Regions from separate parts of the Homo sapiens genome. Here region 2 is linked to region 1. Evidence: chromatin loops called from intact Hi-C (ENCODE). Cell type or tissue: mammary epithelial cell. All regions are shown on one strand.

Evidence for each region. Peaks named below come from ENCODE experiments on the same cell type or tissue, not always from the same donor. Only the 100,000 strongest peaks of a DNase experiment are listed, where the experiment ranks them.
Region 2: it touches region 1 in a loop (3-fold over the local background); 4 of 110 quality-filtered maps call a loop at or near these places.

The regions. Positions count from the first base shown.
Region 1 is chr4:54,161,726-54,169,725 of GRCh38, reverse strand. No RefSeq gene overlaps it. Among named protein-coding and RNA genes, the nearest start is that of PDGFRA, 64 kb to the left of the region's middle. In mammary epithelial cell, a CTCF peak has its summit at 4,106; a DNase peak (open chromatin) is centred at 4,115; H3K27ac peaks cover 468 bases.
Region 2 is chr4:54,098,407-54,106,406 of GRCh38, reverse strand. It overlaps GSX2 (GS homeobox 2), which reads right to left and starts at 6,244. Exons shown (of 2, transcript NM_133267.3): 1 at 5,489-6,244; 2 at 3,909-4,825. The coding sequence starts at 6,062. The coding sequence ends at 4,485. RefSeq lists enhancers at 1,646-2,420, 2,421-3,196, 4,028-4,817, 4,818-5,609, 5,610-6,400. In mammary epithelial cell, no CTCF peak of the experiment used is centred here; no DNase peak of the experiment used is centred here; H3K4me3 peaks cover 1,260 bases; H3K27me3 peaks cover 2,396 bases.

The DNA of each region.
Region 1 (8,000 bases):
AGAGCAAGACTCTGTCTCAGAAAAAAAAAAAAAAAAGGGTAATAATAATACCTACCTCTAGAAGACTGTGAGAAGTAAATGTCAAGTGCTTAGAACAGTGAACAGTACCTGGCACAGAGAAAAATACTAAGTAAGTGTCTGTTGAATGAATGGATGAATGAACAAATACATAGATAATATGGGCAGAGGCTTCCAAATGTAAATGGATGAAGCCTTAAGAAAGTCTCAGAATGACTCTGGACTAACGGGAGTTTAGGGATGGGAGCAAATGGAAAAGGAAGTAACTAAACAGCTGAGCTGAGTCATTAAAGCATTCTAGGGTCATTCTAGAAATTGCATCCAAGTCTTAACAGTCTTACTGCTTCCCCGTTGCCCTCTCTAATCCATTTTCTGGTCTGCAGTCACATCATCTTTAAAACATAGGTCAGATTATGTCATCTCAATGAATTCCCATAAAACTTGAGGGAAAAAATCCAAACTATGGGCCATATGAGGCACCAAATAAAAGACTGTAAACTAGTGACCCCCCCCAAGTCATAAAGAGTTCACAAATGGAGTTAAATACTCAGTTTGGGTTTTTTTGTTTTTGTTTTTTTTCAAGGCAGGGTCTCACTCTGTCACCCATGCTTGAGTGCAGTGGCGCCATCATAGCTTACTGCAGCCTCAACCTTTCCGGCTCAAGCAATCCTCCCACCTCATCCTCCCAAGTAGCTGCAGCCACAGACACATGCCACCACACCTGGCTAATTTCTGTATTTTTTGTAGAGACGGGGTTTTGCCATGTAGCCCAGGCTAATTTTTTTTTTTTTGAGGTGGAGTCTTGCCCTGTCACCCCAGGTTCAACTGATTCTCCTGCCTCAGCCTCCCGAGTAGCTGGGATTACTGGTGCACACCACCACGCCCGGCTAGTTTTTTGTACCTTTAGTAGAGATGGGGTTTCACCATGCTGGCCAGGCAGGTCCTGACCTCATGATCTGCCTGCCTTGGCCTCCCAAAGTGCCGGGATTACAGGCGTGAGCCACGACGCCTGGCCACCCAGGCTAATCTTGAACTCTTGAACTCTTGAACTCAAGGGATCCACCCGCCTCTGCCTCCCAAAGTGCTGAGATTACAGGCGTGAGCCACTGGGCCCTGTCAATTTACTCAGTTTTTTTTTTTTTAATCTTTCCAAATAAGTGACCAAAATTTAAAAATTGGGAGAGTTCATGTTAAAAAGTGGGTTTATGGCTTCTCCTGAAACCCTATGAGACAAGTATTATGTTTAACCTCCATTTTATAGATGAGACAACTGAAAAATTGAACTCGAAGCTTACATGAAATCACAGCGTTAGCAGAGGCAGAGTGGAGACTTGAACCAGGTCAATCTGGTTCCTGAGTCTGTACTCTTTAACTCCCATGTCATATCCCTGCCAGTTAGATGGGGTTAGTGCTCTCCAGCCCTCCTCTCTCCCTGTCCCCCCATCCTGGGACCCTCTCATACACACAGTTCTCTCTTTCCTGGGACACTCCCTCTACTCTAAGGCTGCCTGGCTCTTCCTCATCTTTCTGCCAACTTTAATGTCACCTCCTTGGAACACACTTCTCTGGGCAAACACAGAGAGTCCTACCTAATTTTTCTCTGTTGCTGACATTTGTGCTTCCTTGATAAAACCTATCACTGTTTCTAATTAATTCTTGTTTGTGACTCTATTTTATCTGTGTCGGCTCCAAAAAGGTAAACACCATTCCTGTGATTGCTATGGTTTGAATGTGTCCCTCCAAAATTCATGTTGGAACTTAACCCCTAAGGCAATGACATCAATAGGTGGGGCTTGGGCCAGGCTTGGTGGCACATGCCAGTAATTCCAGCATTTTTTGGGAGGCCAAGGTGGAAGGTTTGCTTGAGCCCAGGAGTTCAAGACCAGCCTGGGCAACATAGTGAGACCCCCATCTCTACAAAAACAATTTTTTTAAATTAGCCAGGTATAATGGTGCACATCTGTAGTCCCAGCTACTCAGGAAATTGAGGTAAGAGGATCGTTTCGGTTTGAGACTGCGGTGAGCCATGATCATGCCACTGCATTCCAGCCTGGTTGACAGAATGAGACCCTGTCTCAAAAAAAAAAAAAAGAGGTGGGGCTTTGGGGAGGTGATTAGGTCATGAGGGCTCTATGAATAGGATAAATCTCCTTATAAAAAAAGCTCAAGTGAGTTGCAGAGCCCCTTTTTTGTCCTTCCACCATGTGCAGACATGGTATTCATCCCCTCTGGAAGATACGGCAACAAGGCACCATCCGAAAGCAGAGAGCAGCCCTCGCCAGGCACTGACCCTGCCAGCACCTTAATCTTGGACTTCTCAGCCTCTAGAACTGTAAGAAATAAATTTCTCTTGTTTATAAATTACCTAGTTTTGGATATTTTGTTATAGCAGCACAAATGGACTAACAGTGATTTACTCTGAGCCTCTGGCAGACAATAGACCTTCAACAAGTAACTGTTGAATAAAGCAATAAATGGTCTCATTTAACTGGATGTACAGGTGAGGAATATCATAGATGCAGCGTTAAAGAGCTGGGATGTCATCCCATTAGGGGCAGATTCTCAAGACTAGTTTTTCCCCTTTCCTAATTAACTGAACTCTAGGCAAAAGTCCTCAGAGGCAGGAAAGGGTTTTCCTTCTTTAACACATGAAATCAGCGACATCCAGCAGGCTTTGAGGTATGGACCTTATGAGAAGGGAAGAGAAATGAAAATATCTACATATAAGATTCCCACTTGCCTATGATTTGAATGTGTGTTTTTCTCCAAAATTCATGTTGGAACCTAACACCCAATGTGATAACAGTAAGAGGTGGGGGCCTTTTGGGAAGCAATTAAGTCATAAGCACTCCATCCTTAGGAATGAGATTAGTGTTCTTATAAAAAAGGTTGAAGACAGCATCTTAGTCTCTTTTATCCTACAATCCTTTCCACCAGGTAAGAACATAGCGTTCATCCTCTCTGGAGGATATAGCAACAAGGCGCTATCTTGGAAACAGACAGTGGGTCCCCACCAGACACCAAATGTGTCTGAGCCTTGAACTTGGACTCCCCAGTCTCCAAAACTAGGAGAAATAAATTTCTAATATTTATAATTACTCAGTCTGTGGCATTTTATTACAGCAGCAGGAATGCACTAAGACACGTCCCCCCATCAAAAATAACATAATCTTTAAAAGTTTTACCATCTTTTCTTTTGAGTACTGGGTGTTACCTGAATAGTATCCTCTTTTTATTCTATTTTTATTTTATGTATTTATTTTTATGTATTTTTTTTTTTGAGACAGGATCTCTTTTTGTCACTCAGGCTGGAGTGCGGTGAACAATCATAGCTCACTGCAGCCTCCAACTCCTGGCCTCAAGCAATCCTCCCACCTTAACCTCCCAAGTAGCTAGGATCACAGGCACATGCCACCATCCCTGGCTATTTTGTGTGTGTGTGTGTATTTTTTGTAGAGATGAGGTTTCACCATGTTGCCCAGGCTGGTCTTGAACTCCTGGGCTCAAGAGAATCACCCAAAGTGCTAGGATTACAGGCATAAGCCACTGTGCCTGGCCTTGAATACTATCACTTTATTCTCCAGACATCCATTCTTCACCAATCATCCAGGCTTTGGGAAGTAGACCATGTACTGCAGCAATTTCCTGACTCCTGGAACACCGTCTTCAAGGTAGGGGTCTATATGTACCCATTGTAAATTTGAATTGCAAAAAAAATTCTAATTCATTAGGGCCTGACAATTTTTCCTAACATTCGGTAGTTTAAAAACATCCACACATGTGAATACTGCAGACAAATTCATGAAAAGACTAATGGTTTCTCTAGAGTGACAGAAAAATCAATTGTGAAAATCATGAGTTATCACCTACAAGGAATTTATGTGATTCTTTAGGGGATCATTGGTCAATGTGGAAATGTCAAGTATAAGCCCTTTTCAGTTCCCCTAGGTAAGGTTAGCTATTCTTTTTCTGTCTGTGGCTCCACTAAAGCCATTATCATATTGAATTGCAATAATTTGCCTTTGTGTCTATATCCCCATGTGAGCAACTTAAAAGCAGTGAGCACACCACAAACCAATTTGTAACCCCAGCAGAGGGCCAAAAACATTCCAGAGGTACTCAGTCACTATGGAATGAATAAGTAAATGACATAGTCCCTGACTCCAGGAATGTACAATCTAGCTGGAAACTAAGACATAGAAAAGTGGAAAAATAATTCCAAGACAGTTATTTGCTAAGAAGTAAAAGAGAGATTTACAATAATTACTAAAGAGAGAAAAGAGAGACATCAGTGTGTGCTGCAATCCACAGGAAGATGTGTAGGAGGAGATAGTGAAGAGAGAGAGAAAGGCTGTCCAGATATAGGAAATCGCATGGCCAAGATATTCAGGCAGGAAAACACAAGGCATTTAATGAGTTTAATAGATACAGATGGAGTGGAGTGGATGGTTGACTCTGTTGAGATTAATCAACTGATATGGAAACTAAAAATGTCGGCTAGTGCTGTGGTTTGAATATTTGCATCCCTCCAAAATTCATGTCAAAATGTAATCTCCGGCTGGGTGCGGTGGCTCATGCCTGTAATCCCAACACTTTCCAAGGCTGAGGCAGGTGAATCATTTGAGGTCAGGAGTTCATGACCAGCTTGACCAACATGGTGAGACCCCTGTCTCTACTGAAAATACAAAACTTAGCCAGCCGTGGTGGCATGCACCTGTAATCCCAGCTACTCGGGAGGCTGAGGTAGGAGAATCGCTTGAAACGGGAGGCAGAGGTTGCAGTGAGCTGAGATCGTGCCATTGTACTCCAGCCTGGGCAACAAGAGTGAAACTCCAGGTTGAAAAAAAAAAAAATTAATCCTCATCGTGGTGGTATTAAGAGGTGGGGCATTTGGGAAAGTGATTAACTCTCAAACAATGGAATTAATAATGGCCTTTTACAAGTCCATTAGAGAGCTTCCTGGCCTTTCCATCTCTTCTGCCATGTGATGGCACAGCATTTGTTCCCACTTTTGCCCTTCTGCCATGTGAGGACACAGAGTTTGCCCCTTCCACCGTGTGAGGACACAGCAAGAGATGTCATCTATGAACCAGAGGGTAAGCCTTTACCAGACTCAAATCTGCTAGTGCCTTGATCGGGGACTTCCCAGCCTTCAGAACTGTGGAAAAATACGTTTCTCTTATTTATAATTTACCCAGTCTAAGATATTTTGTTATAGTATTCCAAACAAACTAAGAGTAAGGAATAGATCAAGAGGGCCTCTGACATTTAGCTAAGAATTTTAGAAATTATTTAATAAGCTAGAGGGTATTGGAAAGGAAAGTGACAGAAGATATTTTAAGTTTAGTTTAGCAAGATAGAACAGTATGAATTGGAGGTAGAGGTAAAAATATTAAGAGTCTAAGTTGGAATAATGACAATAAAAGAGATGAAAAGTAAAAGCTACCTTATATTTCTTAAGCCTGAGTTACTGAGGAGTAGGAGTTTCATACAGAAGGACTGATCAGCCATAGCACAACTAAGAAAAGTATCCACTACAGCTGGAAGTGTGGAGATGGAGCTTAGAAGAGAAGTCTTTATACGAGATGTTAGAAAAGAAACTTTGGCCAGGCACAGTGGCTCACGCCTGTAATCCCAGCACTTTAGGAGGCCGAGACGTGCGGATCACTTGAGGTCAGGAATTCAAGATCAGCCTGGCCAACATGATGAAACTCCATCTCTACTAAAAATATAAAAATTAGCAGGGCATGGTGGCAGGCGCCTGTAATCCCAGCTACTCTGGAGGCTGAGGCAGGAAAATCACTTGAACTCGGGAGGTGGAAGTTGCAGTGAGCCGAGATCATGCCACTGCACTCCAGCTTGGGCAACCGAGTGAGACACCATCTCAAAAATAAATAAATAAATAAAATAAAAATACAAAAGTTAGCCAGATATGGTGGTACCCACCTGTAATCCCAACTACTTGGGAGGCTGAGGCAGGAGAATCACTTGAATCCGGGAGGCAGAAGTTGCAGTGAACTGAGATCACGCCACTGCCCTCCAGCCTAGGTGACAGAGTGAGACCTTATCTGAAAAAAAAAAAAAAATCATAGAGTCAAAAAGTGGAATGGTGGTTGCCAGGGGCTTGGAGAAGGAAGGAATGGGAAGTTACTGTTTAATGGGATGGAGTTTCAGTTTGGGAAGATAAAAGTTCTGGAGATGTGTGATGGTGGTGATGGTTGCACAATAATGTCACTGAAATGTATGCTTAAAATGGCTAAAATAGTACATTTTATGTTATATATAAAATACACAATGTTACATATAAGAACACAAACATAGTAAGATGATAGTTCTACCAACCATCTTTATGAAAGGAATCATTGATCCCACGGGAGAGGTGAGAGCTCTGAGGAAGAAAATTAGGAGCAAGAAAAGGACAGAGTCTTAGGGATGCCCACATTGAGGGGAAGGAGAAGGAAGTGGGGTTTAGTCAAACCTTCCAAGATTTGACATCCCTACCAATCAAAGTTCTACCCTACAAGTTAAGAGGAAAATCTGAGTCCTATTGATTATTCCTGAGATGTCCAGTGAAGCACTGAAATGCAAAATTGCTGTGGGATGGAAAAGGATGGTAGTGATTTTAAACTACTTTCCAAGTTGTTAGAGTGGCAAGCTATGAATATGTTTTGAACAAATACCAGTAGCTACTTGGCAAGAAAGGAGTTATTAATGGTCACTGGCTTCTAGACAGTTTTTCTTGCAGAACTTGGAGAGAAAAATAAATACATCATGAAACATATTCATTTCAGTCAGTTGTAAATTTGTGGTTCTGTGCATGAGGGAGGTAGAAAAGGATGAGTATATGTATAGATGTGAAGAGGAATATAAGACAAGGGATGATTTTAGGCTTTAATTACAAAATAAAACACCCAGCACCCATGATTATGTTTATTTAGAAAAAGTTTGTCTAGGGAAGCAGGAGTATTAAAATGGTTTAGTTCAGTTTTCAGCAAGAAAAGCTGGTTCTTTGTCACTCCAACCAGGTAGGCAGCTAAAACAATAGGCCTCTATAAATAGCAAATAAGGCTTTCATATGAAAAGATGAAAAAATTGTCAATTTAAAATACAACAAATTTTTCCTGGAAAACATACTCATAGCTGTATTCTCTGGCAGATCCTATTGCTAGAGAAGCAAGTTGTAGGGAGAAAATGGTTGTGTTTCTCCAAGAATACAGGGCAAAATTCGTATATGTTTGTGTGATAAAAACATTAGAACTTGTATGTTTGAGTTGTTTTGTCTATTTCCTTAATTATCTGGAGATAATACTAATACATCTGTCTTTGCAGTGGAAAATCTACACTTAGACATAACTGTCCTCTAAAATTAATCCACCATGTCTCATTCTACTGGATGAACTGTTTTTATATTTTCTTTTCTTTCTTTCTTTTTTTTTTTTCTTTTTTTGAGATGGCATCTCACTCTGTCAACCAGGCTGGAGTGAAGTGGCACAATCTCGGCTCACTGCAACCTCTGCCTCCCAGGTTCAAACGATTCTCCTGCCTCAGCCTCCCAAGTAGCTGGGAATACAGGTGCCCACGACCATGCCTGGATAATTTTTTTGTATTTTTAGTAGAGATGGGGTTTTACCATGTTGGCCAGGCTGGTTTCAAACTCCTGACCTCAAGTGATCCACCCACCTCGGGCTGCCAAAGTGTTCGGATTACAGGCATGATCCTAGCCCTTTCTAACTTTGGCAAAATATCTGATTAAAACATCTTATAATAAACTGGCAATCAAATTTAAAATTGTATTAACTTTTAAGAATTGATTTTTCTTAGCTTCAGGAAGTCCTCTTTTCTTTTTATTTATTTTTAGTTACTTTACTTATTTATTTATTTTGATACAGTCTTGCTCTGTCGCACAGGCTCCTGGAGTGCAGTGGCGCGATCTCGGCTCACTGCAACCTCTGCCTCCGAGGCTCAAGTGATTCTCATGCCTC
Region 2 (8,000 bases), 63 kb after region 1:
AGGGAAGAGATGTGGGCATTTTTTAAGAGAAGCTCAATTTTCAGTAATGTGAGCCTAAAGATTTATAAAATAGATTTATATTAAATTATGTTAATAGACGCCTAGTAAATGCACCATTTAATTGCATGGAAAAAAATGTTCCCTTTTAAAAGGTCTGTCACCTTAACAGGTACATTCAAAGATTTCCTGTGAATAATGAAAATAGGAACAATTGCTTTGATGCACTGAACTGCATTCATCGTCTAGGACAGCTTTGGGCTGTGTTTGGAGAAGATGGGAGGAGCTCTTTTGAAAGGAGTGATTGCTCCTTTAAACTTGATTTCCTCTAGCAAATAGGTTCTATTGGAGTGTCATTCTCCTCCCCTCTCTCACACCCGTAAGGCTGGGCTTGAGATCATGCCCCAGAGCTCTTCTCCATGTCTCCCCTCCATGTTCAGACTGTTTTTCCTCCCCACAACCCAACACTGAGCACCTCCCCATCTCCCTCAAAGAAATCTCTCAAGGAGTGCCATTAAAAGCGAGTGGAACCTGCAGGAAAGGTATAAGTGGGAAACAAAAAGAAAAAGAAAACCTGGTTAAAAATTACTCTTTTCCACCTACATCACCACCATCAAAGGACCCTCTCTGTCTCTTTCACACACACATGTGCCTCATGCATGCACACACTACACACATGTACATACAAAGCCCCTGTTGCCCTCTGTGACTGCTTTTAGTTAGAACCACCACCTTTCTGGCAATTGTCTGACCACAGTTAGAGTGTGCCAAGCAAACTGCATTTCTAATCCTGACCAGATATAACTGGACAGAACTGGTGGGGCGTTGTGGGTTAGCGGGGTGGTGGTTGGCAATGAGGAGACGGAGGCGGAGGTCAGAAATCAAAGACTTCACATCCCCAAGTGTTTTGTCTCTCCTAAAATTATTAGATATTCTTTAGGGGAGTGGGGAAGGGACTGAGCTATGATGACCACTTCAGAATAAGGACCCTAGAGGAAAAGAGGTCTATGGGCACCAGTGTCTCCATCATGCAGGCCCACTGACACCCTAAGGATGGGCTACTGGGTCACTTTTGCTTTTGGCCTAGTTTGCTATCAGTATCAGGCCCTTGGCCTTAGGCATTTGTTGGTGGCTGAGTGGGAGAGTGAAGGGGAAAAGTCTCTGTTCCTCCTCTATGCTCTGAATGTCTGGGCTGGGCCAGGGCACATGGGTGAGAGGTCATCCTTCCTGCTCTCCACTCTGCCTTCCACCCCCAGCTCTTTTCCTGTTTAAAACTAACATGAGACTTGTTCTCAAAAAGATGGACTCAACCACACTCACAGCGGGTGCTACCCACTGATTTTCTCTTGGTGGAGCAAGTTCCTGTTTTCTAATTCTCATTCTCATTTTCATTCTCTTTCTTTCCATTCTTTCTTTCTTTCCATGACCTCTCTAAGAGGTCATGCTCTGGGGGAACATAGTTCTGTTTCTGTTTTTCAATTGGGGCATAATGGAAACTAGTATCTAGTGCTTCCCAGGTAGAGAAATTGTCAAGGGTGACCCCATACATCTTAAACTTTCCTCTTAAATGGGTGTTTGATATCAAGATTATTTAGCTGAGAATGTGAGTTTCTGAGGGTTGGCTTAAATGCTCTTAAACTAAAGTGAAACTGTTGGTCTTTAGAATCAGACCGACTCCAAAATACCAAAGCATTATTCCGATTTGAAAACTTCAAAAACATCAACTGATATTTTTTGAGGAGTGGGGATAGGGAAACATGTAAAACTTATTCTAGCATAGTAGGAGACCTCATACTCCATTCTGAAAGTGACCAAAGGAGTCCACTTTGCATCGGATGTCCTAGAAGGAAGACCTCCCTGGGAACCCTGGAGAACCTTTTCTTCTATGGAGAGTGTCCCAACATCTAAATAGGTATCGCTACGCTTTTTTTTTTTTTTTTTTTTTTTTTTTTTTGCCTCTGGGCAGAAATACTTTGTTTATTCTCCTTTCCCTAGGGAACTTCCCCAAAGATCGAAGCAAGAGGGGCTGGGGCCATCCAAGCAGATCCAAACCATCTAAACAGGGTTGGCACTGCGGCTATCTGCGGCATGGCAGAGCTGGGTCCACCGCGCGCGGTACCTGGTGTTCCAAGTGCTTGGCTCCGCAGGGCCTGGGAGCCGGGGGCCGGGAGAGGCTTAAGAGACTGTGATCGGGGCTAGTCATGGACATAGGGGAGGGCTAAACCCAAGCGCTGAGCCCCAGAGGGGCCGGGCTGGGTAGATGGAACGGGGACCAGAGGAGTCTCCCCACAGCCCAGAGGAAGCTTAGCTTTGGGCAAGAGCGCAAAGAGCTGCAGCAGGCGCTCTTTGTGCTTCTTATTTCCCCTGGTGGAAATAGTCTGCTTAAACTCCTGTTCTTTGCGCCTGCAAACTCCCGTCCTCCCACCTCTGTTCTCGCGCGCGGAGAGGCCTGCTTCTTGGGAAGAAGGGAGACAGAATCTTTTGGAAAGGCAGCCGGCCTGCGCCTCCTCCCTTTCGTGGCGGGCAGGGCGAAGAGCCCGGAGCTCTGCGCGTGAGAGACAGGAGGAAAGAGATCCAGAGGCCTGAGCTTCCCAGGCCAGGCAGTAGTGAGCCGGCTGTCTGGGACCTCTGCGCAGGACAGAGCTCAGCACATTGCACAAAGCGCCGGCAGCTCCCTTTTCAGCCTCACACAGTGCGGGCCCTCCTCCCTATGTCCCTTGACGGAACGAAGAGGGATTTTCCTTCTGAGCCTACTGTGTGTGTGTGTGTGTGTGTGTGTGTGTGTGTGTGTGTGTGTGCGCGCGCGCGCGCGCGCTAAAGACAACACTCAGGGAAAACCGTGTCCAGTTTTAGAACCCCAGCCGTACCTGGTGAGGTTCAGTCCGACCGGCCTCTAGTAACTCAGACCTAAAGCCCTTGTGTATGTGTGTTGTCATTAACTCCTGTGGCTTGAACCTATTGGGTGGCGTCTTTATAGAACCTAATCAGAAATCACACCGGTTGAGGATTAGTGGGGCTCAGCTTGCAGGGAATGAGATCTCTTCGTTTTCCTGTTTCCAGTTTCTTCACTTCTCTCCCTAAGATAACAAGCCCAGGCCGCACTGAGGAGAGAGCCAGTTGCCCTGCTGAGGGAAGAGCTAGAAATAAGTCTTCTCTGGGACCAGGCTTAAAGGAAGTGATTCTGCTAGGCTATGGGAAGGGGGGTGGGCTGGAAGGGACTAGAAGGGAGCCAAATTAACTGAATATTAGGGTGACCGGGAAAAAAAGCCCCAAAACTCAAAGCTCTAAAGGCATCTCTGGGCTGCTTTGAAAAAGTGAGATTATAAATCTTTGAACAGAATACTTCCTGTCCCTGACTTTTTGTTTTCTTAACATTGAGGGAAACCCGCTAATTCTGCTTGTAGCATCGTTATTAAGTTTCCACTGTTTGCTTCTGACCTGTTTGATGGATTGTTGCTCTTCCTAAAACTATTCTGACTCTACAAATTCCTTCACATAATTCAAGTTTTCGTACTGAGAGAAATGAGGAAGTAGAAAGAAGAAAACAAAAACTAGATGGGGGATTTTTACCCTTCCTTGCTAAATAAAGGTTTACCTGTCGTTAATGGTCAGTGTCATTCCAAATGGAGTGATTTGTCCTATCAACTGTGAGGAGGTTGCCTATTTTAAGGATGGAGAGGCACTGCCTGGTAGATGCCATCATGACTAAAGGTGTCTCCTTGGCGAAAGTTCTGTTACATAGAAAACCCATTGAGCCACAAACTCCCTCAGTCAAGAGACCCACATTACCAAGTTCTTACTCAACATTTTCCTCGAATTCCTCAGACAGCTTTTTCCTGCATATGCCTTTCTCTAGACATTGGAGGAGGGGGCAGGAGAAGATAGGGAGAGCAAACACCACAGATTTAAAATTCTGGTTTTTGTTTCATTTATTTAAATAAATATAAATATAAATTTTATATAAACCTATTCACATACAAAGGGACTTCCAGCGACTTAGATTTTAAATTCTCCCCAGGCGAAATTTCAGAAAGCAAGACCTACAAGGTCTAATTTTCTAAATTATTTTCAACTTGGGTGTTTTTGTTTGAAAACGACAACAGAAAATAATCAATAAATCCTGTGTTCTTATCGAGTTCTGAAAGAGAGTAGGGATGGGGAACTGACATGTGCTTTCAAAAACCCCATACAGTGTTAAACTTAAACCAACCCTGTTTTTCCTCTGTTATACGACAAGAATGAGTTGAATTATAGGTTATTTACATTTTTTAAAAAAATCTGTAACTTCAAGTTGGAGTCCTAGATAAACAGGTCAAGAAGGAGACGCGAAGGGTCAGGTCCCGGCTTGTCCATTCCAGAACTTCCAGGTTCGTTTCTTCTCCAGATGGGACCACTGCAATGAGCAAGGATTCTGGCCCCTGGGTGCCCCACGCCTTGGCGTTGCCTGGTCTGCCAGGAGCGGGGGATGTGAGGGAGGAGGCCCTCCCTCATAAGGGGGAAATCTCCTTGTCATCGTTGGCTGAGGCCGGCGACAGGGAGTCCTCATCCTCGGAGCGCGCGTAGTGCACCTGGCTCCCGACGCACTTGCAGCCCGCGTGACTGTTCCTCTGCGTGCCCTTCCCCTCCTTCTTGTGCTTCACTCGGCGGTTCTGAAACCAGATTTTCACCTGCTTCTCCGACAGGTTCAGGTAAGTGGCGATTTCAATCCTCCGGAGTCGAGACAGGTACATGTTGGAAGAGAATTCTCTCTCCAGCTCCAGGAGTTGCGTGCTAGTGAACGCCGTCCTCATCCTCTTGCCATTGGGTACCTGGCTGGCGTCAGAGCCTCCTGCGGACCGGCGAAGAGAGGGTAGAGAGGTAAGGCTCGGGCAAGGTGCTCCCACCCCATGTGCTAACCAGGACGCATTTCAGGGACCCACCCGGGGAAGCCCAGCCGAACATCTGTATCCCTTTCCCATTTCAAGGCACGTGGTTGCTTAGCGGGGAAGAAAAGAGACGTGCAAAGCAAATAAAGGTCTTCGATGCGCAGGATGCGAAGTCACAGGATTAAAGAGGGATGGGGGCTTGCACTATCTGATCGCCTCCCTTTGAGCCAAGCGGAGAAGCGCGCAGGCTTAGCCAAAAACGTCAAGACGCTTTAGCCGCCCCGACGCGGGGATGCCACACAGGTTCAAACACACCCACCCCAAATCCCAAGCAGTTAACCTCTGGTTTATCCGCCGTGACGTTCGAGGTCCCTAAGGCCCCAGTATTAATAAGGCAATACTCGAGCACCTACTACTAGGAGTAAAACGCACCAGGCTGAGTGGAGAAGCTGGCAAACTAACTTCCACTTTCGTGGAACTTCTGTGGCTGACTCTACGGTTACACTAAAAGCCCGTCCTCTCTCTTCACCCTGTCCCCGGGCTCCCACTTCCTCCACTGGAGGTGGAAAGTTTGCTCCAGGAGCGCGAAAGGCGCGGAGCGCAGGTGCCCCAAGACCCCGCCCTACCCATGGTGAGGCAGTGGAATCTCCGCGGGTCCGCCACGTTGTAGGTGGTGGCGGTGCAGACAGGTGCGTGGTGCTGCGGGTGCCCCAAGGCCGCCGCGGCCGCCGCCGCCGCTGCTGCTGCTGCCGCCGCCGCGGCCGAGCCAGGCTGCTGGGGCTGATGATGGTGATGGTGGTGCTGCGGCGGGTGGTGGTGATGATGCGCATGGTTCACCCGCGGGCAAAACTGCGCGTCCCCAGGAGCCGAAGAGAACTGGCCCTTAAGCAGAGGCAGTGCCCCTGCGGCCCCTGCCACCCCACTGCCTCCGGCCCCGGTAACCCCGGCCCCTGCGCCCCCGCTGCCGGCGCCCACAGACCCCCGAGAGGAGTGCAGGTGCGAAGTGACGCAGAGAGGGCACACGCAGAACGCGCCGCTCTTGCGGGACGGGCAGCCGGGGCCGGACACGGACATCACCAATGGGGGCGGCATGCCAAGCGGGATGAAGAAATCCGGCCCGGGGTGCGGTTCAGGCAGCGAGGGCGCAGGCCGTGAGGTGTCCTTGATGATGAGCGAGTCGACATAGAAGGAGCGCGACATGTCGAGAGGGGTGGGTGGCTGGAAGCCCCGGCAGTTCGCGGCGACCCCTCTCCTCTAGTGTTCTAAGCTCTGCCCTGGGAGCCGCGCAGACACGGGCAGTCAAGCCCTTGGGGACGCAGAGGTGTTGGCGTCTGGGCTGGGAACAAAGGGGTCCCCGGAGAGGGCTGGTCCTCACGTCCCCCGCCCGGCGCCCCGGCTCGGGTATTTTATAGCCCCCCACCCTGGCACGTGATGCTGCGGAGTACCGCTCGGCTCAGGCTCCTCGGCAGCTCCGCACCCTCGGGATAGGCTGCCCGAGTCACAACAGAAGCCGCGAGGAGGGGCGGGCGCGCGGCGGGGAAGAACTCGGGGGAGGGGGATGGGGGAGACTTTGCAAAGTGTAGGTTTTGTTAATTTCCCGGGGAGGCCGGCCTCCTCCCCCTCTTTCTCCACGCTTTACTGAGAAATCACAGCGCTGCATCCTCCATCCCACCCCCTCTCGCTACCCTGGCCGCAGCCCAACTCTTCCCCACGCCCCACCGCAAAGCGTACCAGGTGGGGACTTGGAGGCTTATTTAATAGGAATGCTCAGTGTTTCCAGCTCCTCTGTGGTAGGGGTGGCTGCGGCGCGGTGAAGTGTGAGGCCTGCGGTTTGGAGCAGGATTGTGCGGGCGACGGACTGGCAGTCGTCCAGTCCCTGAGCGCAGCTCTGGCCACGGTTACACCTACCCCTGTCCACAGCTTTTGGACTTGGCAGAGGTCATTCAGGTGGTTAGTTCAGGACTGTCCGGCGCAGAACTGTGAGGCCTCCCAGCTAAGAAACCGTCAAGCTTTTCATGCTGATGTTCGACAAGGTCTGAAGTGTCTTTGTACTTGGGGCCCTCCTGGGGCCACTCAGACCAACGACCCTTCCTTGTTTCCCTTTCTGATCGGCACCTCCCACTTCCGCAGAGAGAGAGAGATGTTGAAGAGTCACCCTTTTCTTTCTCCAAGTAGTAACACCATGGCATTCCAGGGCAATCCTACAAACTCCATCCTGAAGATTTTGGAGGGAGGACCTCAAACACCAAGCCCTCCTAAAGACGCAGCAGGGATTAGATAGACCTTCGCTCTGGGTCTGAGGATTTCCTGTCCCTCATTTTTACCAATCATGGGCAGCTTAGCAAGGCTAACCAGGAAGCACTCTTTCCTCTGCATCTTAAGAACCTAAAAAGGATGAAGAGGATTCAGCCATCCAGGGAATCTTGCCTCTGATTGGCAGAAGTGGCTTTGTAAGGGAACTCTCTCTGGTCCATGGAAGTCTTGCACACCCCTTACTGCCCGAGAGAGGGTGGCTGCCAAACTATTGGGACTATTTATCTTCGGAGAAGGCAAGGCAGCAGAGGTGGCCATTTTCTCTCTTCATTTCCCCCTGCAGAAAAGCGGGCTGGGGCCATGTGGTTGGGCAATAGTTAGAAGTCTGATCCTTTTTCCAGAGCAGCTAACTTCAATCCTGAGTTCATGATGGTGCTAAGAAACTTAGAGACAGGACTCCCTCCACCTGAGAGAACAAGGTGCCCAAATCCAGGAGAGCACTAGCTAGAGGCACGGCTCTATCTTTCCATCCTCTGTCTTCCCCTCTCCATCTCTGTGACAGTCTCTCTTGCCTGCTAGAGAAGTGTAATTGGGTTGTAGGGATGCCCGGCTCTGGGGAGCCCAGGATTTATGGATGGCAATTAAAGTTTTATGAATTGCAGCTGAGGCTGGTTATTGAGCTATTTGAATGTGATTAGAATTCAATTAGAAAGCGGTTAGTGGACGGTGGGTCTCTGGAGTGTAAACAGACAGCTATTCCAGAAATGTGCTAATCCAACATCTTGTGACAACAATTAAGGAGTCTCAGGGCTTAACATGGGGCAGCTCAGCTGTAACTACTTTTGTACCACAAGGTCTGCAGACGCTCAGGCTCACCCCAGCCCG